Linked DNA regions of Homo sapiens: region 1 is linked to region 2. A link is an interaction called in ENCODE POLR2A ChIA-PET data of the cell type or tissue named here. Cell type or tissue: Panc1. All regions are shown on one strand. Links, peaks and the distances in the headings refer to the core of each region. The heading gives the core; the rest is flanking DNA. Region 1 overlaps POGZ (pogo transposable element derived with ZNF domain). Region 2 overlaps S100A10 (S100 calcium binding protein A10).

What was found. ChIA-PET counts read pairs that join two places held together with the same protein. Peaks named below come from ENCODE experiments on the same cell type or tissue, not always from the same donor. Only the 100,000 strongest peaks of a DNase experiment are listed, where the experiment ranks them.
Region 1: POLR2A ChIA-PET joins it to region 2 with 6 read pairs; 3 of 35 experiments call an interaction of 5 or more read pairs at or near these places.

What each region holds. Positions count from the first base shown.
Region 1 is chr1:151,413,228-151,422,627 of GRCh38, reverse strand. All of the region lies in intron 10 of POGZ (pogo transposable element derived with ZNF domain), which reads left to right. Among named protein-coding and RNA genes, the nearest start is that of PSMB4, 18 kb to the right of the region's middle. In Panc1, for the core only: no CTCF peak of the experiment used is centred there; no DNase peak of the experiment used is centred there.
Region 2 is chr1:151,972,261-151,988,718 of GRCh38, reverse strand. It overlaps S100A10 (S100 calcium binding protein A10), which reads left to right. Exons shown (of 3, transcript NM_002966.3): 2 at 2,468-2,620; 3 at 5,395-5,804. The coding sequence starts at 2,489. The coding sequence ends at 5,556. Among named protein-coding and RNA genes, the nearest start is that of S100A10, 13 kb to the left of the region's middle. In Panc1, for the core only: no CTCF peak of the experiment used is centred there; no DNase peak of the experiment used is centred there; H3K4me3 peaks cover 591 bases; H3K27ac peaks cover 4,000 bases.

The DNA of each region.
Region 1 (9,400 bases), core at 1,883-5,882, 560 kb after region 2:
AAGAGCAAAACTCCATCTCCAAAAAAAAAAAGATAATATTATGAAGTACTTTATCATTAAGACAGTGCTTTCAGTGAAATATAAGGTAAGCTGGAATGTTTTTCTACACTGTACATTTTATAGATAGATGTAGGCTGAACATAAGCTCAAAGAAATTGAGTCATTTGCTTATGAGCGTACACCTCTAAATACACCTCTACTGGGGATACATAGTGAGGATTTAAGCCCAGTATTGAGAATACTTCTCATGTCCTTTACGGGATTTCCAGTTTTGTTGTAAAGACAAAAATTATGTAAATATAGGAAAATGTGAGAACAAGATAGTATATTATAAACATAGACATTTTAAGATATCATTGATAGGTGAAATACTTCAGAGAAGGGAAAAAATCCTTGTGGCTAGGTTTCCAAGAAAGTCGTGCTTAAATTTAAGAAAGGTTTAGATGGATGGAGAGTAGTAAGAAAAGCTTTTAGGTGATTGAAAACAGCATGATCAAAAGCATAGAAGACATATGCATATTATCTGGATGCATTTGCTACAAGTAAAAATCCTTAACTAAAAATGAATTAAACAATAAGGACTGGGTGTGGTGGCTCACACCTGTAATCCCAGCACTTTGGGAGGCTTAGGTGGGTGGATCAGTTGAGGCCAGGGGAGACCAGTCTGGCCAACATGGCAAAACCACATCTCTACTAAAAATACAAAAATTCGCTGGCTGTGGTGGTGTGCGCAGGTAATCCCAACTACTCAGGAAGCCAAGGCATGAGAATCACTTGATCCCAGGAGGTAGAGGTTGCAGTGAGCTGAGATCGCACCACTGCACTCCAGCCTGGATGACAGAGCGAGTCTCTGTCTCAAAACAAAAGAAAACAATAAGAATATCTGTTATATCATTTAACTGAGAGATACAGAAATGGATGCTTCAGCCTAGAATTTGACTGCCCTGCTGGTTTTCAACAATTCTCTTGTCTCTGGCTCATAGCAGGGTGGCTGTATAAGTGTCAGGCACTATGTCCAGATAAAAAATTGTTAGACAAAGAAGAGATCTTATCTTCCCATCTTTCTTTCTTGAATCTGTTTTCTTATGAGTGAGAATTGCTTTCCTTTTATATCTCTTTGACCATTTATTGGCAAGGGAAGTGGGATTGACATTAATGGCTTACAGTAACACTAGGCAGTAGAAATACGCAAGCTTCATGAGTAATTTTAATTTTTTTCACTTTAAATACAGTAGCGCTCCCTTATCCTCAATTTTTCTTTCTTGAATCTGTTTTCTTATGAGTGAGAATTGCTTTCCTTTTATATCTCTGACCATTTATTGGCAAGGGAAGTGGGATTGACATTAATGGCTTACAGTAACACTAGGCAGTAGAAATATGCAAGCTTCATGAGTAATTTTAATTTTTTTCACTTTAAATACAGTAGCGCTCCCTTATCCTCAATTTTAGTCTCAATCACAGTCCAAAACTAGGTGAGTGCAGTACAATAAGATTATTGAGAGAGACACCACATTCACATAACTTTTATTACAGTATATTGTTATAATTATCCTTTTATATATTATATATTTTTAATTGTTAATCTCTTTGCCTAATTTATAAATTAAACTTTATCATAGGTATATATATATATATATATGAAAAAACACGGTATGTATAGGGTTCAATACTATCTGAGGTTTCATGTATGCACTGGGGGTCTTGGAACGTATATTTCCCATTGGCAAAGGGCGTCTACTGTAAAGTTTAAAAAAACAGGCAAAATTAATTTTAACAGCATATTTTATTCAGTATATTAAAAATATTTCAACATGAACTCAAAATTTAAAATTAATGAGATATTCGTCATTCTTTTTTCCTCCATTAAAAAACAGATCTTTTGAAATACAAATCTAAATTGGGTTTGAGCTTACCACATTTTAAGTGTTCACTAGATACATGTTGCTGGTGCCACCATATTAGACAGTGAAACTTTGGACTAATCATTTGGGAGTAGAATGTATATTAGAATCAACCGGGCCAGGTGCAGTGGTTCACACCTGTAATCTCAGCACTTTGAGAGGCCGAGGCAGGCAGATTGAGCTTAGGAGTTCAAGACCAGCCTGGGCAGCATGGAGAAACCCCGTCTCTACAAAAAAAATACAAAAATTGGGTGTGGTGGCGCACGCCTATAGTCGTAGCTACTCAGGAGGTAGAGGTGGGAGGATTGCTTGAGCCCAGTAGGTCAAGGCTAGAGTGAACCATGATCACGCCACTGCACTCCAGCTTGGATAACAGAGCAAGACTCTGTCTCAAAAAACAAAGAATCAATGGTAACACTGCAGTGTAGTGCCAGGGTAGCCAGCTTGGTCTAGAATAGGACTCACGATTCTTCACTGTCAGTAATGTGAAGCCAGAGTAACTCATCCATACCTCTTAGTGAAAACACCAGTTTTTTGAGACAACAGGGTCTTGCTCTGCCACCCAGGCTGGGGTGCAGTGACGCAATCTTAGCTCACTGCAGCCTCGAACCCCTGGGCTCAAGCAGTCCTCCCACCTCAGCCTCCTGAGTAGCTGGGACTGTAGGCATATGCCACCACACCCAGCTAATTTATTCCTTTTCTTGGGGGTAGAGACAGGGTCTTGCTGTGTTGCCCAGTCTGGGCACCTAACTCATTTTTACGCGTAATATGGGGGGTGGGTTTTGTTATTCCGAAGTTCCACAAATAATAAAATTACACAGAGGGAAGATAAGTTTTTCCTTATGGAAAAGAAACAATGTAGACCCTCATTGATCTTTTTTCTCTTGGTTTCCCTGACTTAATTTTTGAGTCTCTTATGACAAGATTTTATGCTTACCAAAATCACCTTTCCTTAGCATATATCAATTTTATTCTTGCAGTCTTTCGTAATTTCCTTTTTTGCACCCTTGACAGATCTGGCATGAAAGTAGTTTTTTTTTTTTTTTTTTTTTTTTTTTGAGACAGGGTCTCACTCTGTTAGCCAAGCTGGAGTGCAGTGGCACAATCTTGGCTTACTGCAATCTCCACTTCCCAGGCTAAGATGATCCTCCCAACTCAGCCTCCTGAATAGCTGGTACTACAGACACATGCCACTATGCCCAGCTAATTTTGGGGGGTTTTTTGTTTTGGGGGGTGTTTTTTGTAGAGATAGGGTTTTGCCATGCTGCCCAGGCTGGTCTCAAATTATTGAGCTCGAGCAATCCACCCACCTCAGCCTCAAAGTGCTGTGATTACTGGTGTGAGCCACCGTGCTCAGCTTTTTTTTTGGGAGACAATCGCTCTGTCACCTAGGCTGGAGTGCAGTGGCGCAGTCTTGGCTCTCTGCAACCTCTACCTCCTAGGTTCAAGCAATTATTGTGCCTCAGTCTCCCAAGTTCCTGGGATTACATGCATGTGCCACCATGCCCAGTTAATTTTTTTGTTTGTTTATTTTTAGTAGAGATGGGGTTTCGCCGTGTCGTTCAGGCTGGTCTCAAACTCCTGGCCTTAAATGATATACCTGCATCGGCCTCCCAAAGTGCTGGGATTATAGGCATGAGCCAGCATGCCCGGTCGAAAGTAACTTTTTTTCTTTTTTTCTTTTTTTTTTTTTTTTTTTTTTGAGACAGAGCTTCATTCTTTCACCCATGCTGGAGTACGGTGGCACAATCTCAGCTCACTACAACCTCCACCTTCTGGTTTCAAGCGATTCTCCTGCCTCAGCTTCCCAAGTAGCTGGGATTACAGGCGCCCACCACCATGCCCGGCTAATTTTTTGTATTTTTAGTAGAGACGGGGTTTCAGCATGTTAGCCAGGCTGGTCTCAAACTCCTGACCTCGTGATCCACCCACCTTAGCTTCCCAAAGTGCTAGGATTACAGGCATGAGCCACCGTGCCCAGCCCAAAAGTAGCTTTTTCAAAAAAAAGAATTGATGCATAATAGGTGTACATGGTTTAGGGATGCATGTGATAATCTAATATACATTTATATAATCTGTAAATATTAAATCAGTGTACTTGGAATATTCATCACTCTATGTGTTTATGCTAGAAACATTCAAATTATTCTCTTCTAGCTATTTTAAAATTTACAACAGGTTATTGTAAACTATAGTCACCCTACTGATCTACTAGGTCTTATTTCTTCTTTCAAACCATATATTTGTACCTGTTGATCAGCTTCTCTTCAACTCTCTACTCCCCTACTCTTCCCAGCCTCTGGTAACCACCATTCTACTCTCTCTCCATGAGATCTACTTTTTTTTTTAGCTCCCACATATGAGTGGGAACATGTGATATTTGTCTTTTTGTGCTTGGCTTACTTCACTTAGGGACTTCCAGTTCTAACCATGTGCTGCATGACAGAATTTCATTCTTTTTTGTGGCTATAATATTCCACTGGGTATATATACCACATCTTTTTTTTTTTTGAGAAGGAGTCTTGCTATGTCGCTCAGGCTGAGGTGCGGTAGTGCAATCTTGGCTCACCACAACCTCCACCTCCTGGGTTAAAGTGATTCTCCTGCCTTAGCCTCCTGAGTAGCTGGGATTACAGGCACACGCCACCACGCCCGGCTAATTTTTTTGTATTTTTTAGTGGAGACGGGGTTTTACCATGTTGGTCAGGCTGGTCTCAAACTCCTGACCTCATGAGCCACTGTGCCCAGCCACCACATCTTCTTTATTCATTCATCTGTTGGTGGGCACTTAGGTTGATTCTATATTTTGCCTATTGTGAACTGTGCAGCAATAAACATGGGAGTGCAGATACCTTTTCAAAAAGTAGCTTATTTTTACATGCTAATATTTTGGGGGATTTTTTTCCTTTTATTTTCTGAATTGTTTGTTAATTGTAGACATCATGATATTTTTCTCCTAAATATTTTAATATGTAGCTCTAAAAAATAAGGCCTTTTGTGTGTGTGTGTGTGTGTGTGTGTGTGTGTGTGTGTGTGTGGCCACAGTACCTTTGTTAAGATCTAATAGGCCGGCGCAGTGGCTCACGCCTGTACTCCCAGCACTTTGGGAGGCTGAGGCGGACGGATCACCTAAGGTCAGAAGTTCAAGACCAGCCTGGCCAACGTGGTGAAACCCTGTCTGTACTAAAAATACAAAAAATTAGTTGGGCATGGTGGTGCACACTTGTAATCCCAGCTGCTTGGGAAGCTGAGGCAGGAGAATTGCTTGAACCCGGGAGGCGGAGGTTGCAGTAAGCTGAGATCACACCATTGCACTACAGCTTGGGCAGCAAGAGTGAAACGCTGTCTCAAAAAAAAAAAAAGAGGGCCGGGCGCGGAGCCTCATGCATGTAATCCCAGCACTTTGGGAGGCCGAGGCGGGTGGATCACGAGGTCAGGATATCGAGACCATCCCAGACAACATGGTGAAACTCCATCTCTACTAAAATACAAAAAGTTAGCCGTGTGTGGTGGCACGCGCCTCTAATCCCAGCTATTCGGGAGGCTTAGGCAGGAGAATTACTTGAACCCGGGAGGCGAAGGTTGCAGTGAGCTGAGATCGCACCATTGCACTCCACCCTGGCGACAGAGCAAGACTCCGTCTCAAAAAAAAAAAAAAGATCTAACAGAATTAATCAGAAATCCTTAATAACATTCAATACCTACTTTATTTAAAAATTTTCTGAGTTGTCCCCAGAATATCAGTGGATCATTATATTTAATTGTGATAACAGTATCATCTTAATAACATTACAGGCCAAGGCATGGTGACTCATGCCTCTAATCCTAGCACTTTGGGAGGCCAAGGCGTGAGGATTGCTTGAGCCCAGGAGTTTGAGAACAGCCTGGCGAATATAGTGAGACCTTATCTCTCTCTGTTTTTGTATTTTTTTTTAATTAGCCAGGTGTGGTGGCTTGTGCCTGTAGCCCCAGCTGCTCAAGAGGCTGAGGTGGGAGGATTGTTTGAGCCCAGCAAGTCGAGCCAGCAGTGAGATATGATCACACCACTGCTCTCCAGCCTGGGTGACAGAGTAAGGCCCTATCTCAAAAAAAAAAAAAAAACCCAAAAAGTAGTATTACATTTTTATTCACACTTGTTTAAGAGCAGTGCAGTGACTTGAAGGAGCTTGTATGGCCCTAGGGTTCTTTTCATAAGTTTGTCTAATGCTGATTCTTAGTCTTTTTTGAGACAGAATCTCACCCTGTCACACAGGCTGGAATGCAGTGACGCAATCACAGCTCAGTGCAACTTAAGCCTCCTGGGTTCAGGCAGTTCTCCTGCCTCATCCTTCCAAGTAGCTGGGACTACAGGCATGTTGGCCAGGCTGGTCTCTAACTCCTAGCCTCAAGTGAGCCACCCGCTTTGGCCTCCCAGAGTGCTGGGATTACAGGCGTGAGCCACCGCACTCTGTCTGATTCATAGTCTTTTTTTTTTTCTTTTCTTTCTTTTTCTTTTTTTTTTTTTTTTTTTTTTTTTGAGATGGAGTTTCACTCTTGTCACCCAGGCTGGTGTGTGCAGTGGCACAGTCTCAGCTCACTGCAACCTCCGCGTCACAGGTTCAAGCAATTCTTCTGCCTCAGCCTCCCGAGTAGCTGGGATTACAGGCGTGCACCACCACACCCGGCTAATTTTTGTATTAGAGGCGGGGTTTCGCCATGTTGGCCAGGCTGGTCTTGAACTCCTGACTTCAGATGATCCGCCTGCCTCTGCCTCCCAAAGCTCTGAGATTACAGGCGTGAGCCAGTGCACCCGGCCCTGATTCATAGTCTTTTAATATTTATGTCTAATACAGAAATCTTAACCTGCTTGGTGGTGAGGTGTCCTGTGAGCCCCTTGAAATTACATATAAACTTTGCCTGTGTGTGTGCATTTTTCAAGGGAGAGGTTGCATAGCTTTTGTTAGTGTGAGATTTGGGACTAAAAAATGGTTAAGACTGTTAGTTATTATTCCTGTTTTCCATAGTGGCTATCTTAAGGTACATTTCTTCAAATATTCTTTTTTTTTTTTTTTTTTTTGAGACGGAGTCTCGCTCTTTTGCCCAGGCTGGAGTGCAGTGGTGCGATCTCGGCTCACTGCAAGCTCTGTCTCCTGGGTTCACGCCATTCTTCTGCCTCAGCCTCCCGAGTAGCTGGGACTACAGGCACCCACCACCACGCCCGGCTAATTTTTTTGCATTTTTAGTAGAGACGGGGTTTCATCGTGTTAGCCAGGATAGAATGGTCTCGATCTCCTGAACTCGTGATCCACCGGCCTCGGCCTCCCAAAGTGCTGGGATTACAGGCGTGAGCCACCACACCCGGCCCATTTCTTCAAATATTATAACATTTTTCTTCCTGGCATTGTTACCTCCACTTCCTGAGCATCTCATTAAAGGTAACAGATGTAGGTTATTCTAATCTTTCAAAAAATCTTGTGTTAGTGGAAAGGAGAAAGTTTGAGGAAGAAATAGGATTGAGAGAAGGATGCTTTAAGGAGCTTAACCATGTTTAGGAGTCGGAGCCTGTCGGGGTTGGGGAAGATTGAAGACAGGGAAAACAAATTGACAAAATCTTGGAATACATGGCATGATGAGGTTGGATGAGCCTTAGGAAGGTACAAGAGATCTATCCTTCCATAATTTGGAAAACAAGCAGCAGAAGTTACAGTTGTTCATGCCTATTTCCTCAAAGTAGGAGATTGTGTTAGGTGTTAAGGAGGGTGATGGTGCTCAGAGGGACAGTTAGGACAGCCACCATGGAGAATCAATTCATTTTCCCTCTTGAATCTTTTTCTGTATTAGCTCCTTCCCCTGTAGAACTGATGTGTCAAAGGTTACCAGAGATCTCTTAAATCCCCTTATATTTGAGTTCCTACCTCACTAGTTTTCTTGAGATAACACAATGTAAATCTTTTTTTTCTTTTTTTTGAGGGAGTTTCGCTCTTGTTGCCCAGGCTGGAGTGTAGTGGCGCCATCTTGGCTCACCGCAGCCTCTGCCTCCCAGCTTCAAGCGATTCTCTTGCCTCAGCCTCCCAAGTAGCTGGGACTACAGACATGCATTACTGTGCCCGGCTGATTTTGTATTTTTAGTAGAGACAGGGTTTCTCCATGTTGGTCAGGCTTGTCTTGAACTCCCAACCTCAGGTGATCCGCCTGCCTTGGCCTCCCAAAGTGTTGGGATTACAGGCATGAGCCACCGTGCCCAGCCAACACATGTAAATCTTAACCTGATGCTTGTACATTAGAAATTGCTTAATAAGTGTTTTTATTATTGATGTTGCATGACAGCTGTGAAAATAGAGCTGATAAATAGGTTATAGGAGAAAGAGTGAATGAGATTGCCCAGGGAAAACATAGACTAAGAAAGGCCTGGACAAAATATTGCTTAAAGGTGTTCTAGAAGAGAAAAATGAGAGAGGTAAACAAATCGGGGGGTGAGTGGAAAAGAGATAATATCGTTATGTTGCTAGTTAACTGTTTCCCAAACATGTGGTTAACTTTCATACCTACTTGCCTTTCCTCCTGCTTTTCTCTTGGTCCTCTCTCTGGCTGGCTGAGCCCCATTCTTTGACAATTCAGCTTTTATATGTTGTTATAGCTTTTCCTCATTCCTTTATGCAGAATTTCTTATTTATCCATGTCCTCATAGCACCTAATGTACCTGTAGACAGTGTTTCTAAATGGAGTTGCAGACCTCTTTGAGAATAAATATGAAATGTTTGAATCCTCTTCCTAGAAAAATCTACATTTTACTCTTTTGCAAATAATTTCAGAGAAAGCCTGGATTCCTAGAGGCCTGTTCCATAGACCCCAGATTAAGAACCCCTGGCTTTTGTTTGTTTGTTTTACTTTAAAAAATTACTTGGCTAGGCACAGTGGCTCATACCTGTAATTCTGGTACTTTGGGAGGCTGAGATGGGAGGATTGCTTGAGCTTGGGAGGTCAGGGTTGCAGTGAGCCATGATTGAGCCACTGCGCTCTAGCGTGCGAGACAGAACGAGACTCTGTCTCAAAACAAAAATCCAGGGTTCTCGGTAGTTAAAAAAAGAAAAAAGAATTATTTCAACTTTATTCATATTTCTTTGGCTGGGGTGTAGGGGGCTGGGGGCGGGGGGAGGTTAGACATTGTCCAGTAAATGCCCAAGGCTTTAAGCTTCCAGTTTTCATATTTGCAAAAACTTGAAACTAATTCCATTAAAGTGACAAAAATGTAAATAATCTCTCTCTTTTTGCCATACTGTATAATTAAAAATATGTAGCAGTTAAAAGTCTTACCAAAATTGGCCGGTGCACTGGCTCACACCTGTAATTCTAGCACTTTGGGAGACTGAAGTGGATTGACAAAAGGATTGCTTGAGGCCAGGAGTTTCCGACCAGCCTGGGCAACATGGCGAGACCCTGTCCCTACAAAAAAAAATTTTTTTTAATTACTTGGGCATGGTGGTGCACCACTGTAGTCCTAGCTACTTGGGAGGCTGAAA
Region 2 (16,458 bases), core at 5,852-9,851:
AAGAGAAGGAAAAGGGTGTGGTTCCCCTGGAATTCATCTCACAGCAGACCTTGAAGCATTAATTTGCAGCTCTCTCCAAGATAACTAACTGCCTTTCAGATGACTCATGCCAGATTCTGATTTATAGCATTCTTTGGCCTGCTGGTTCCCATACTTTTCTGGAGATTAAGGGGTAGAATTTACAATTCTTAAGTGTTAATTGCTCAATCCTCATGTTTACCCACTCCACCTTCTCCTCTGTAAAAGATAGCATTTGAGAATCAGTGTTGAACAGGCATCTCTCAGAGATAGGAACCAGACCAAAGCATGTCTCAGGTTCCCATTAGAGCTCTTCAGCAGAGGAATTTGCCAGCCCTTCAATCTAAGCTCAAAGCCTATTCTTGTGATTATTTATTTTTATTTTTTAGTGCTATATTACAGTCTCCATTCACGTTCACCTGTTTCCTATCCAGTAGTGATTTTAGGTGATATTAGCCAAAGCTTATCTGTTCTCGCCAAATGATTCCTTCCAATTAAGCCAAAATTCACTGAGGTTCTATTAAGTACCACGTACTGGGTCTTGTGAGACATATACCCCTAGTTCATTATACCCAAATGTAATGATCTGACATGTTTCCTTTCCTTTCTTATAAACGCTTCATGATGAAAGCTCTTGCTTTCCCACTGTACCCCAGACTGTGAGAGCAGCTCATCTGTCTAATGTCACTAAAAACATAGGAGGCCCTCAAATGAGTTAGGTTATAGTATTACTTGTTGCTTCTCAAGTGAACTAGACAATGGACTTTGAGTAGTTTTCTGTTTGGGTAGAGCAACTGTATTTTACTGCCAGAGATGCAACTGTCTTTATTGCAGTAAATAACAAGTTCAGAGCTTTAGTAAAGAATACATATAGGCCGGGCATAGTGGCTCACGCCTGTAATCCCAGCACTTTGGGAGGCCGAGGTGGGCGGATCACGAGGTCAGGAGATCGAGACCACGGTGAAACCCCATCTCTACTAAAAATACAAAAAAATTAGTCGGGCGCGGTGGCGGGCACCTGTAGTCCCAGCTACTCGGGAGGCTGAGGCAGGAGAATGCCGTGAATCCAGGAAGCGGAGCTTGCAGCGAGCCGAGATGGCGCCACTGCACTCCAGCCTGGGCAACAGAGCAAGACTCCGTCTCAAAAAAAAAAAAAAAAAAAGAATACATATATACCCAGCAGATAAATTCATTTGTAAGCAGATTTCTAAACCCTAGAATCACACTGAACCAAGTTACCACTTTAAGCTTAGAAGGGTGAAGTTTTCGTATTTACCAGACTTGACTGTGTGGATTGTTAGTATCAGCCATATCTAAGAATCCCATTTACTAGTGCCAAGAGAAATTATGAACTATCTGTTCTTTCAGTAGGTGCTTTGTCAGTTAAAAAGAGGAACACTGGGCCGGGCGCAGTGGCCTGTAATCCCAGCACTTTGGGAGGCCGAGGTGGGCGGATCACCTGAAGTCAGGAGTTTGAGACCAGCCTGCTCAACATGGCAAAACTCCGCCTCTACTAAAAATACAAAAAATTAGCCGGACATGGTGGCGGACGCCTGTAATCCCAGCTACCTGGGAGGCGGAGGTTGCAGTGAGCCAAGATCACAACACTGCACTCCAGCCTGGGCAACAAGAGCAAAGCTCCGTCTCAAAAAAAAAAAAAAAAAAAAAAAAAAGAGGAACACTGATGTTGCTTTTCTAAATTATTAGTTTCTATTCTTCATTAGATTATTCATGCAAATTAGCTGGAGTTAGCTAAACCCCTTTATTTACAGCACCAGTATCTGAGGTGTCTATTTCTACCAACAAGGGACCCAAACTGGGGTGGACTGGTTCTTAGATTCATTCACTGAATTTTAAAGCTGGAGAAGATCAGATGGATGATCTAATCTCCATCTTTCCAATTATCCTAAAAAGGCTGGCAATACATATGGCTTAAAAGTTAATGTAAATCTACAAAGATGAACCTGGAGGACGTTACGCTTAGTGAAATAAGCCAAGCACAGAAAGACAATTACCAGATGATCTCACTCATGTGGAATCTTAAACACTGAATTTCATAGAACTAAAGAATAGAATGGGCTGGGGTGATTGCATTTGAGTGATGTTGAGGAGCTATTGGTCAAAAGATTGAAAATTTCAGTTAGGAGGAATAAGTTTAAGAGATCTACTGTACAACAACGTGACTATAGTTAATTACAATGTATTGTATTCTTGACAAATAGTTAAGAGTGGCTAAGTGTTCTCACCACAGAAGTGCTAACTATGGGAGGTAATGCATATGTTAATTAGCTAGATTCAGTCATCCCACAATGTATATATACCTGAAAACATCATGTTGTACACATTAAATACATACAATTTTATCTTTCAATTTAAAAAAAATAAATTCATGCATAAAGTCTGCCAAAAAAAGTTAATGTAGACCCTGTTACTTTACATCCTTTAATAGGCTTCAACGGACCACACCAAAATGCCATCTCAAATGGAACACGCCATGGAAACCATGATGTTTACATTTCACAAATTCGCTGGGGATAAAGGCTACTTAACAAAGGAGGACCTGAGAGTACTCATGGAAAAGGAGTTCCCTGGATTTTTGGAAGTAAGTGTTGAAAAGCTTACAAAGAACCAGACATAAAAGTCAATGCTTCTAGGCCTTGGTTCCTTTTCCTTCTTGTTTCCATCCCTTCCCTGTGGAGGTCACCACTAGTGAATAAATGAATGTAGTCACCTGAAGGAATGAATGAATGACCTCATTCATTCATTTATTAAATAGTATTGAGTACCTGCTATTTGTAAGATACTGTTGAGGAAACAAAGTAATGAAGACACAGCCCCAACCTTCAAGGAGCTTACAGTCTGCAGGTGAAATAAGACTGCATACAAATAACCACAATATGAGCTGTTTGTTGGAAAATTCCATCGGGTTATCTGTGTCTGTTGTGACGATGTTGGGGACAGAGTTGGGAGAAAGAAAGCTTTTCACAAAAGAGTAGTCAACCAGAAAATGGCTACCTTCAGGTCCAAAAACCTGGTGGTGGAGATGCCACATCCTGGTCACATTCCATTTTGAGCAACTCGAATCTCCCTTCTTAAATCTCTTCAGATAAAGGGATTGTTTTTTCTTTTTCTAATACTACAAAGGAGCAGTGTCAGTCATCTACTGAATAAAAGCCACATATCACTCCAGAAATAACTGCTTTTCACATAATAATGCTCTGACAGCACAGGAGCAGTTTGAATTTATGTCTCACCTTTGACAGACTGAGAGATGCATGAAGACCTATAAGAGGACTCTGCCATCAGCTCAGATACATCACTCAGGACATGGGGCCACAAGGCACAGTTGTCCTTTTATATTCCAGGTTCTCGAGAGGTGGCTGTTGAATTCAACTGAAGGTGCAACATTGCATGACAAAATAGTAGACTGAAATGCAAGCCCTTCTTTCCCTACCACAATTGTAGTCACCTGAAAAGATTGTTTCTGTGCTTGGTGTTGAATAATGCATTAACCTGTAAAGGGTGAGAGGAGATACGGTAAAACGTTGGGTCCTGCCTCTTGTCATCTGACTGGTAAACGGCACATTAGTCCAGCCCCTGACTCCTGCAATCAATAAACATGAGGCTTTTTAGTATACTATAATTCGTATGTCATCAATATCAGTTAAATAAACAGATATAAATAGCCTAACTGCTCTCTCAGAGCTGCAGTTATTACCTAATGCTATCCCAGAATGAGTTAGAATATGCAGGTCCTCTGCTTTTGTAGAGTCCTGTGATATAGCCCCAGACCAGGAGTTAGAAGATCTGGCTCTGCCTTAACTAACAATGGGCAGGTTGCTTCAGCTCTCTAGTCTTCAGTTTCCTCCCCTGTAAAATTAGAGAGGGCTGGACATAATTATCTGCAAGGTCACTTTCACTTTCTATGATCATTCAAGACAAGCATTAAGATGCAAGGACAAAATGTGCTCATTGTAAGCCTGCCTGTCCTATAGACAAAGGCATTCTCAGTACACTAAACACTTGTTAAGAGTGTTGTTAAGAGCCAGAGTGAGTATCATGTAAGACACAGACCCTTTCTTCCTAAAGGCTTTGTGGCATCAGACACATAAAGGGTATATGTAGTGTGGAGCACTAACCATGGCAGGGTAATTTATTCCAGGCACAGAGTCATAATTCTGGAAACATCTAGACTCACTGCATTAACAGAGCATTTTGTTTCTAAAGTAGACCTCTTATGTCATCCAGATTTCACTCATTCTGACCACAGCCAGGAAGCTGAGGGTGAAGCCAGAATTAGCTGAAACCCACCAAGAGCTGCATAGAGCACGTTTAGCTAGAGTAGGAGTTTGCAGTGCTCATGTGGGAAATGCTGCTGCTATACTTTTAGGAATTTCTGAGTGCAATTTAGAAACATCTAGCACACTTGAAACACTGCGTATCATTTTCCTCACTCATGAATATAGTCATCAGAATTCATAAATAGTTTACCTGAGCCCTTTAACAACCTCAAATAGGCCATATTTCTCTCTCTGGTTGATGGCATGGACCCTACAGGAAAAACCACACCTTACCGCTTCTGACCAGCATCACTACAAAAAGGAGTGCTGAAGCCAATCACCATGTAAGCAAGATAAAAGCAAAGGGGGTCTTGCCTGCCCATCTCTGTTCCATACATTCTTACCAGGCACTGAGAGTCATGGGGAGTTTAAGACTCCATCCCACATACTCCTTTTGAAACTGGTCCAGTGTACAACATCCAGTGAAGAGTATAGGATGGCATAGACTTACCAACTCAAAGAATGAAAGGATTCTAGAAACATTATAGTCCAACCTCCTCAATTCATCGTTGATACACAAAGGCCCACTAAGCTGTGTGGTTCACTCAGCATCACGTGGCTAATATGATATGAAGCCACACTAGCTTGTCCTCAGCTGTGCCAAGAATGAGAGCTGCCTTCTCCAAACCTAAAACCAACCCATGGCATCATTAACACCTCTTTAAAATCCATAGGACAGTGATCCAAAACTTATTCCCTAAATCATAAATATCTTTTCATAAGGAGTTTCCTTTGTAAGGGATTTGACCATGCCATTAGGAATAAAATTTTAATAAGAGAATGTAAGTTTAAACCATAAAATGAGGAGCTTAGGGTGGTTCTTAGGCAGAATCTAAATATGAAATTACTGAAATGCTCCCACAAGGCAAAAAAAAAAAAAAATACATTTAGATGAACTCCAAAGGTTGCTTATGACCTAAAACAAGAGCTCAAGTAATTGGGAGATATATACACAGTTCTCAGCAGTACAAATCAAATAAGCTCCTCATTGCAACCTTTGACTTCTATTTCTTGCCTTTGTTCTTTTTTTTTTCAGAATCAAAAAGACCCTCTGGCTGTGGACAAAATAATGAAGGACCTGGACCAGTGTAGAGATGGCAAAGTGGGCTTCCAGAGCTTCTTTTCCCTAATTGCGGGCCTCACCATTGCATGCAATGACTATTTTGTAGTACACATGAAGCAGAAGGGAAAGAAGTAGGCAGAAATGAGCAGTTCGCTCCTCCCTGATAAGAGTTGTCCCAAAGGGTCGCTTAAGGAATCTGCCCCACAGCTTCCCCCATAGAAGGATTTCATGAGCAGATCAGGACACTTAGCAAATGTAAAAATAAAATCTAACTCTCATTTGACAAGCAGAGAAAGAAAAGTTAAATACCAGATAAGCTTTTGATTTTTGTATTGTTTGCATCCCCTTGCCCTCAATAAATAAAGTTCTTTTTTAGTTCCAAATTTGAGACAGAATGTTTGTTGTTCCCTCAGAAATTCTTGTTCCCCAAGAGGCAGCTTGCCCTTGGGCAGCCAGCACACAGCAGAGCTTTTCTTACACAGCAGAGCTTTTCTCACAGAACTGGCAAAATGAGAAAACACTCTTCATTCAGGCTTGGAGTCTGACTTCTCTAATTGTTCTGCCCTTGTAGCTGTGTCTATATGAAGGACTCAAACTTGAAGGATTAGGAGAAGGCTCTACAGGAATAGATGGTAAGTTTATAATTACTGGGCACAGTTTTGCCCAGTTAAATCAGTGCTTTTCTAGCCAGCACTTTGCATGCCTGCAATGTCTGAATCCAATTTTCATAGCAAAGTGTCAGCAAACCTAAGGCAGAACTAGGAGAACCAATCAGGAGAGGGTGTAGCTTGACACCTTGGTAATAACATCACATTAGCATCTATTAAGTCAACTCCCAGATGTCAGGAAATATGGTAGGCATGACTTATACACGGGGCAGTACACTTTTGTTGAAAATGAAGTGTCAGTACTGATGTCTTGATAATCAATGCAAAATGTTCCTCCTAGCCCTTTTTTGTGCCTGTTAGAAGCTTCAGGGTATATGTGCATCAATGCTATATGCTTATTAATAACACAGTACTCTATGCTTTTATGGAGAGGTGATATATGAATTCCATGAATTGGCACATAGCATTGTTCCAAGTAAATAGGTCAAAGAAGATGGAATATTTACTTTTTTTTTTTTTTTTTGAGACGGAGGCTTGCTCTGTCACCCAGGCTGGAGTGCAGTGGTGCAATCTCGGCTCACTGCAAACTCCACCTTCCCAGGTTCACACCATTCTCCTGCCTCAGCTTCCCGAGTAGCTGGAACTACAGGCGCCTGCCACCATGCCCAGCTAATTTTTTGTATTTTTAGTAGAGACGGGGCCTCACCGTGTTAGCCAGAATGGTCTCGATCTCCTGACCTTGTGATTTGCCCGCCTCGGCCTTCCAAAGTGCTGGGATTACAGGCGTGAGCCACCGCGCCCGGCCTGGAATATTTACTTTTTTGATTGGACACATCAATATTAACTCTGGGAAAAACTTCCATCTCACTCTGGGAAAAAGTGCAATATAAGGTTATCGATAGTCACAAGGAAAAGCATGCAAAAGAGAACAGGATAGTTCAAAACTGGCTTTGGTAGAAAGAAATCCATAATAAAAAAGGAAAACATTCCAACCATTTTATTTTTTCTCAGTCAACAAATGAACAGTGTAAAACAAACCATAGCTTTGCGGCTGAAGCATTATATCAGCAAGTTTACAAAGAGGAATTTATTACGGGAGTATTAATGAAGGAGGGGAGTTGATTAGTTAAAGAAGTGACTCTAGATTGACTCCAGGAATGACTTCCAAACCCATGCTACAGAACTGGGCCGCCAAGGAGCTGCTGGCTCAGGAAGCTGCCTGCTGAATGAGGAGCCATAGCCACAGCTGGCTGCTCCAGGACCATGGCACAGTCTGCACAAGCAAACGCACATCCCCATCACCCTCCCTCTTTCCACATACGGCTGGGCTCTCATATCCAAGTCTCAGTGAGGTGCATCTGACTGGCAGAGCCTTAACCACAACAAATTCCTAACCGCAAGGGACTCTGGGAAATAAAGTTCTAACATTTTCCAACCTTTGCACATTAGCAGCTGATTCTACCACAGTGACAATTCCTAATCCTACGTGAAGTCTTCCAACCTGGAAGTTAAAGAAATTGTGGCTCTAAGGAAAGGAGGCTCTGGAAGATGACGTCTGTAATAGAGACAAGAAAAAAAAACTGGCCCATCACAGTAAGGCAATCCATGAGAATTTGTGTCAGTCCAGATTCACCCCTTTGGTTAACCTGCCTCCTGGGCAACTGTGTTTACTGGGTATTAGGAGGATTAGTGGTCAACTCACAAATGAATGGGGAAGATTATAAAAGGGAGATATTATGAGCTCACATGTCCTGAAATCCATAGCAAACTTTCACACTCTAAGCCTCTTTTACCTGAAAACAAAAACACAACTATCCCAGGAGGAGGGAGGCTCTCAGGGTAAGAGAAAGGAAGCATCAACTCATCTTCACAGTGGGTGTGTAGATTCAGAAAAATTCTGAAGCAATGTGTTATTCCCAGCAGATTACCCCAAACTCTCATTCAGAAGGTGCCCAGTGCCAGGAAATGATCTGAGTCACTGTATTTGGGATGGATGTGTATGTGTATTGAGGGAAAGGGTTATGGCACCTTCCTCGCTTTGGCCTCATTGCTCATTTAGTAGGGAGCTGTATGAGGAAAATAAAAATGGTATTTATGGCTTGAAATCCCACATGGCTCTTTGTGCCAACAAAAACACACGGATCCCACAATCTGACCTGCTAAAACTGCTGTCTAGGCTTCAGGGGTTGCAGCCCAATGGCTCCCAAGGGGCAAAACTGCCATTATGCCAACAGTCATCAAGAGGAACCATCTGGAAAATTCCACTCATTCTGCTACATGGCTGAGTTGTAAAAAGTAGATCCCGCCCCTCCCCACACCCAGTTACAAAAAAAGAATGAATAGCAGTGCAGAAAGTCAGTTTCCAACACGCTGCAGAGCTGACCCTGAAAAACATCATTTTTCTCTCTTGGACCCACTCCCTTGTCCAAGTCCCCTGAACAGCGGCCAACTACCTGTGATTTAATAGTTTTCTACCTAACCCATCTCACTAGGAGACCGAGGACAAGTCTACAAACCTCTCTCATTCAAATTTGACCAATTCGTGATTGGTCAAGTAATTGTTCAAGTCCCTTCTCCAGCTCTTAACCCCACAGGGATAGTTGTGAATAGAAATTCATTCACTTGGCAAATATTAGCAAGGGCTACCATGTGAATGGCACCAAGCAATGTTCTGTATAAAGGCAGGTACGAAGAAGCAGATGACCACAGTGCCTGCTCAAGAAGATTACAATCTAGATTGAAAGATAATAGATAAAGCAGGCCAGGCGCGGTGGCTCACGCCTATAATCCCAGCACTTCGGGAGGCAGAGGCGGGCGGATCACGAGGTCAGGAGATCGAGACCACGGTGAAACTCCGTCTCTACTAAAAATACAAAAAATTAGCTGGGCGCAGTGGTGGGCGCCTGTAGTCCCAGCTACTCGGGAGGCTGAGGCAGGAGAATGGCGTGAACCCGGAAGGCGGAGCTTGCAGTGAGCCGAGATCATGCCACTGCACTCCAGCCTGGGCGACAGAGCGAGACTCCGTCAACACAACAGAGCATTGGCAAGGGAGACATGTGATGGGCACCTCTGGTCACTGTTGATAGGTATGTAATTCACACGACCTTTCAGAAAGGCAAAAGTTAGCAATATGTACCTGAATCCTTTAATGTGTTTTCTTTGACCCAGTATTTCTATTCCTAAGAATTTCTCTTAGCAAAATAATCAAAGATACTTATGATATTCATATACAAAGCTATTTGATGCAGCATTATTTAGAATAGCTAAAACCTAAAGAAAACCTCAATATTCAACAATGGGGTCATGGTTAAATAAGTTATGTTTAGATTGTTTAGATGTACATGGGATGCTATATGGCCCATCAAAACCATCACTTTGAAAAATATTAAATGAGATGGGGAAATGTCTATGTAAAGTAAAGCAGACTGCAAAATTGGTATATAATCGGATTCCTTTCTTTTCTAAATATGCGTGTCTGCTTGAGTGCATGCCTGCAAAGACACACACACACACAGAGAGAGAGAGAGAGAGAGAGCAAGAGTGAGAGCAAGAGCAAGCGAGCGAGAGAGAGAGAGAGAGAGAGAGAAACTAAAGGGAATACACCCAGCTGTATTTAGTTTCCAGAGTAGGAGTTACTGGCCAGGGAAATTGTTGCTCCAGAAAGACGTTTATGAGACTATTGTAATTTTCTTTATATACAGTGCTATATTATCTTAATTTTCTATGCAATTCCTTCCTAGCCCACCTACATGCACTTGCACTTTCACAATCCATAAAATTTTAAATAATATATTTTGAAAGAGCCTGTGTATTTATTGAGGGTCTACCATGAGTCAGGACCTGTATGAGATACTTTTTAAGCATTTATCTTACTTGGACCTCACAATAACCCTGTGAAGGTATTATAACATCCATTTTACAGATGACAAAACTAAGACTTAAGTAACTCCCTCAAAGTCCCACAGCACTTATTGTTTCAAGATTTAAACCCAGATATCAAGATAGTCTCCTTCCTTCCTTCCCTCCTTCCTTCCTTCCCTCCTTCCCTTTCTTTCCTTTTTTTCTTTTTCTTTTTTCTTTTTTAGAGTAAAGTGAAAAGCAAGGAAAGGAATAAAGAGTGGCTACTCCATAGGCAGAGCAGCTTGTATTCTGCAGTTGTCTCAAGGGGCTATTTGAGTAAATTAACTATCAACTGTGTTATTCTTTCAAAAAAGTAAGAGATTTCGTGGGTTAGATGAGGCTAGTCAGATAAGATTTTGTGTAAGAGATAAGATGTTATCTGGTCTTTGAAGATTGGAAGAAATTTAGATTTGGATACCAGCTAACATTGAGTTCTTACTACATTGCAGGCTCTGTTCTAGTGCTTCACAAGTATTAACTCGTTTGTTCCTCCCAACAACTATGAAGTAGGTACTATTACTGTTCCCACTTTACAGGTGATTTGACCAAGGTGGAGGCAGGATTTGAACACAGGTGGTCTAAGATTTTAGCCACTCTTCTCTGCTGCATCCCTGGACGTAGTAATGATGGAGCAAAGGAATGTCCAGGACACAGAAAACTCAGGAGGCCACGTAGAATCCAGCATGTCTAAAGTGGTGTATGCTCACTGCAGAAAGTGTGTGTAGGTGGGATAGGACAGGCAGGAGGTGTTAAAGGAATGATAAATGGAAAGAATAAAGGATATGTTGTGGGTGAGTTTGCTCAATAAAAATCTCTACAGGTCCTAGGTTTGGGTTATTACTACTCCTTCGGGAAAAAGAGGTGGCCCTCGTCTAAAAGGAGACAATCAGACAGTATGTTCTTGTGAATGTTCAACCCACTTTTCTCCATTGCTCACATTCCAATCACATTCTGGCTACAAAAGATAAAACAGGGATGGGATTCACTTTTATCTTTCTGAGAAGCTCTAAGTACAGAGGAAAAAAATTTGACCTCTGGCAAGTCATGCCAAAATTGAGAGGGAAAAAAATCAAGATGATAGGGCCACAGCGTCTAGGTGAGAAAAGCCTCTGATAGAACATTAGCTCATCTAGTTTCCCACTGAGATTCCAACTCATCTGAAAAACGGTATGTTCACTCTAATGGTAGCTACTGTATATTTTTTTAAATGCATGAAAGTGGGAATTAGCCAGGCGTGGTGGCGCATGCCTGTAATCCCAGCTACTTGGGAGGCTGAGACAGGAGAATCGCTTGAACCCAGGAGGGGCAGGTTGCAGTGAGCCAAGATCATGCCACTGCACTCCAGCGTGGGCAAGAGAGCACGACTCCATCTCAAAGAAAAATTAAAAATAAATGCATGAAAGTGGGCAAAGTCTGGAAGGGGTTATATAAAATGAAAATAAATTTCATAACATGGAAATAGTCATGTTATCAATGTTTTCTTTAGCATCGTTACATTGTCCTTTCAATAAGAGGGGAAATAATTTCAGTTAGCTCTCTGGACACAGAACTCAACCTGCTCAGTGTAAAAATCGCATTTGCCATGTTACCCAAAGCAGCTAATCAATGAGCAGCCACTGCATTGCCGGCTCTTCCTGCAAAAGCTCAAGCTACTCCCTTCAATCTCTTCTGGGCATTTCCATTAAGGCCCTGATGAGCATTAGGAGCACTTAGCCTCAAGCCTGTTTTTCTAGAAGGAGGAGAGGGTGATTCAGCTTTGCTCCCTGCAGGGAGGACTCTGCTCTGTCCTGCCCCACTCTGGGATGGGTCGCCACAGTGAGTCAGTCCACAGAGCCAGGAGTCTTGGTCATATTACAAATTTACAAATTAAAATTTCCCTTCAATGATGTGATTTAAAGCACCATAGAAAGTAGCAAATTACATAGAAAATGTGGTCACTGGCATACAAAGTTTACGGTCTCGTGGAATAAGACTTCATTTCAAAGCAACAATACTTGACAATACATATGAGTTAAAAGAATATCAGTGAGTGGTAAATGCTGGTGTTAGCTCTGCAGGTAGAGGGTTGTGTGAAAGAAGGATTCACGCGAGAAAGAACAGAGAGAAAAATCCACTATGGGCAGGGCAGTGTTGGGAGGACAAGGCGTCTGGCCTGGGGAGTTCATCTGGCCTAGGGAGGTACTTCAGCTGAGGAATTCGAGGCTGCAGTGAACTATGATGGCACCACTGCAGTGAACTATGATGGCACCACTGCACTCCAGCCTAAGTGACAGAGCAAGACCCTGTCTCAAAAAATACAAAAAACAAATTTAATAAAGTTATAATGTTTAACGTAATTCATAGCTTTTAAAATATTTTTAAGAACTTTTCTATTTGAGTAAACAAGCATTGTTTTAGTAATTATATATTAATGTGATTTTTAAAGGTTTTAAGTGCATATGGTAGTAATCCATGGTAAGAGAAGCTAAAGTTTGGATGAGAGTACTAAAACAGGAATGGAAGAATGAGATAGATGAAAACATCATCTCCAGGGTCCCTTAAGCCCAGGCTTATCTATGGAACACACATTCTGCTGAGCTCTTAACATGCTTTATCTCATTTAATCCTCACAGTGACTCTTTGAGTTGAATATTTTTATTGGCCCCACACTACAGATTAAGAAACTGAGCTGTAGAGAAGTAATTTGTCCAAGGCCACACAACTTTTTAAGTGGTAGAGTGTGGTTCATACCCAGGTCTGAAATTAAAGTCTATGCCTTTAGCCAAACAACTATTTAGTCCATGGGGAAGAAGTCAGAAAATCAGAATTGAGAATCAAGTCTAGGTATTCTCTTCACCAGAGACTAATTGTTCCTGCCTGAGGGGCAATAGCATAATTGTTTAAGAGCATAGACTCAGGTCAGGAGCCAGATTTCTGGGTTCAAATTCTGACTTTGATATTTACAAGCTATGCAACCTTGAGCAAATTTCTCAGCCTCTCTGTTCCTCAAATTTATCCTCTGTAAAATGGAGATAATAATAGAACTAGGATTAAGTTACTATCCTAGAGCACCTAGAATAATGCTTGGCATAAGTTGGCACCATATTAATATTGACTAGATTAGTCAATATTATATAATATATATAAGATGTCCATGTTGGTGCATCTCAGTAGCACAGAGAGGCAAAAGCAAGTGTGTTTATTCTAGCAGGCATACTCAGGAAGAAAAGTCAGACCTTTGGTACTGAGTTAGTCAAACATTAATTGAGGGCAGCTTCTTTCGCTAGATCTCTACCAAATGGCACTGTATGTTTGCTCCAGTAAAATCTCTTTGCATTCTAGCTTATCAAGTCATAAAACAAGGACCTAACTAAATTCCAGTCATTTTCAGGGCACTCCCTATAGGGAACTTAAGCTTTTAAAATATTGCAGGTAAGTGAGCATTACACTTTGGGGTCAAAGCAAGCATTAATCTTGGGGTCACGCCTAGGTTCTCCTGTGTGACTTTGGGCAAGTTACCTCACTTTTCTGGACCTCCACTACATCACGTTCAAATTGGGGGAAGCAATATCCACCCTCAGAGAGTTGTGTAAGGATTAAATAACAATATATAACCTACACTTGTCCTTTCCTGCTTTTCTTCTATTAAAAAGAACTAGAAACCTTTATTTTCCTCTAAGGTTAATCCCTCCTGCCGTACTCTGATCTCATCTCCTCCCGGCCTTCTGCAAGATTTCACTCCACCAATCTGCTTGCTTCCTTATCTTCTTTCCATTGCTCCCTCTACCAAGTCATTCTACTCCTTCCCATTAACATTTTATATATGTTTAAGTCTCTTCCATTAGAAGAAGAAAAAGAAAGAAGTCCCTCAAATCCCATATCCTGCAAATCTCTTGAAAGAATTGAGCTTACTTGCTACCTCCATTTTCTCACCTTTCTCAATTATTTCTGATCTGTATTATCCCTACACTGCTTCTTTAAAAATGCTTTCACCCAAACTACCCAAAATGTCCTGCTAATAGACGATTTTTAGCCCTTAATTTATTTGACTATTCTGCAGGATTTGCTCTTTTTGGCCATTCTCTCTTTTAAAACACTCTTCCCTTGGGCTCCATAAGGTCGCATTTTCCTCCTGCCTCTCGGGCTTACTCTTATTCTCCCTTCCTCCTTTTTTTTTTGAGACGGAGTCTCGCTCTGTCGCCCAGGCTGGAGTGCAGTGGCGCGATCTCGGCTCACTGCAAGCTCCGCCTCCAGGGTTCACGCCATTTTCCTGCCTCAGCCTCCCGAGTAGCTGGGACTACAGGCGCCCGCTACCACGCCCGGCTAATTTTTTTTGTATTTTTAATAGAGACGGGGTTTCACCATGTTAGCCAGGATGGTCTCGATCTCCTGACCTCGTGATCCGCCCGCCTCGGCCTCCCAAAGTGCTGGGATTACAGGCGTGAGCCACCGCGCCTGGCCTGTAAGACAGTCTTCTTAGCATGGCTCACAAGTCCCTTCATCATCAGGCCCCTGCTTCCTTTTCAAACATTAGCCCTTGCATTTCTCAGTTTGCACTTAATTTTCAAGGTACATAGAACTTCTTTCTGTCCCTTTCATGCTCTCCCTCCTCCAGTCCTTTGCACATACTATCTTTCTCCTCCTAAAACACAATCCCTAGTCTTCATCTAACTAACTCTCCTTCAACCTTTTTATATCTACTTAAATGTCACTTTCTCCAGGAAACCATCCTGAATTCCCAAGTTCACGTTTTATGTTCCTTCTATCTGCTCTCAAGGCGTCCTGTTCTCCAAAAGTTTCCTTAATTCTCTGCCTCCGCCAGTAGTACTCTGTTAAGTTTCAGGAGGGCAGAGACCATCTCTTTCTTGTTCATTATTGCACCAGAACAATTTAGCACAGTTCCAGGCACAAAGTAAAACTTTATAAATAAGCACAGTACATATTAGGTGCCAAAAATATTGTGGAAATTAAAAGAAAAGAACTGAAACAGTGCTAAAAACAAGTTATAGCGTAACTTAGCCAAACTGGAAGGAGGAGCATGAGATGCTATGGCTCAACTTTCTCCTAGTTTCCACCTCAGTTACTCTGTGAAATATAGACCTCCAACTCAAGAAATCATGGAGGGCCAGGTGTACCACATTTTCTTTATCCAGTCTATCACTGATAATCTTGTAATCCCAGCACTTTGGGACCCCGAGGTGGGAGGATTGCTAGAGGCCAGGAGTTCGAGACCAGCCTAGGCAACATAGCAAGACCTCATCTCTCCAAAAAATTTAAAAATTAGCCAGGTATGGTGGCTTGTGCATGTAGTTTCAGCTACTTGGGAGGCTGAGGCAGAAGGATAGCTTGAGCCCAGGGGGTCAAGCCTGCAGTGAGCCGAGATCGCACCACTGCACTCCAGCCTGGGTAACAGAGCGAGACCCTGTCTCAAAAAGAAAAAAAAAGAAATCATGGAGATAGCTTTCAACAAAAATGACAGAAGTTATGTAGGTCTATGGATAATGTTGCTGCCAAAATAATTTATAATTCATGAACTGATTTAGAGTTAGCCTTAATGACTTAGCTGTAAGTCCTCAAAGTCTAATAACAAATTTATGTAATTTGGCAACAGAACAGACAGGCCGTATCACAGGAGGTTAACTGCTGAGTCAAACAGCACATTAAAGTACAGTGAGTCTGGCCGCTCTCCTTCAAGTGGTGACTCAGAGACTTCCAGTCAGCAAGAGGGAGGGAGTAAGAAGCAGGGACAAGAAAGTGTGAAAGAACTCACATCTGCTACTTAATTGCCTTTCATTTATGTGCCACTGCTGAGAACTGGTGACATCTTCCTCTGTGACTACTTCTTTAAATCCACACCCCCACACACAACAGTAATTAACTATTTTCTCCTTGGGGCCACCACTTTTCTTTGTGCATGCATTAATTATCACACTCGTCACATTATACTACAATTACTTGCTCATACGTCTGTCCCTATTATACTGTAAGTACAGGGACCAAGTCTTTCCACTGCTGTGCTTTCAGAGCCTGCTATAACATCCAAGATGTACTAGGGGCTCTGCAAATGTGTGATGAAGAAATTAACACTCATATATGCATGCGAAGGAATCGCCAAGTCATGCAGAGCAAAACGTGAATGGTGACATTCTTTTGTTGCTTATGGAAGCCAGCAAATGAAGATAATATTTCCAAGCCAATAAATATGGCTCTGGGGCATCTAATCTTAATGCAGCTGTGACTACACAATTCATGAACAATTTCATTCTAATTTCAGATTAAGGTGAGGAGTCAAAGCAGTATTTTCTCATTTCTACTTATTCTTTTATACCTATTCATAAGTTTAAACCCAACGTGAGACACCCAGATAGAACAGCAAGCAGGAGTAAGTTCCTGACCAATGAAAAATCAACACAATGATGAGTTTATGCCAAGTTTATACAACTTTTTATGGCTGAGGATAGATTGAAATTTTGATTAATTTTTTTATCTCCTTTTTATAACGGTAAAATAGGTAAACTGGTTTTGTAAAAGAGCTTTTTAGGGAAAAAAT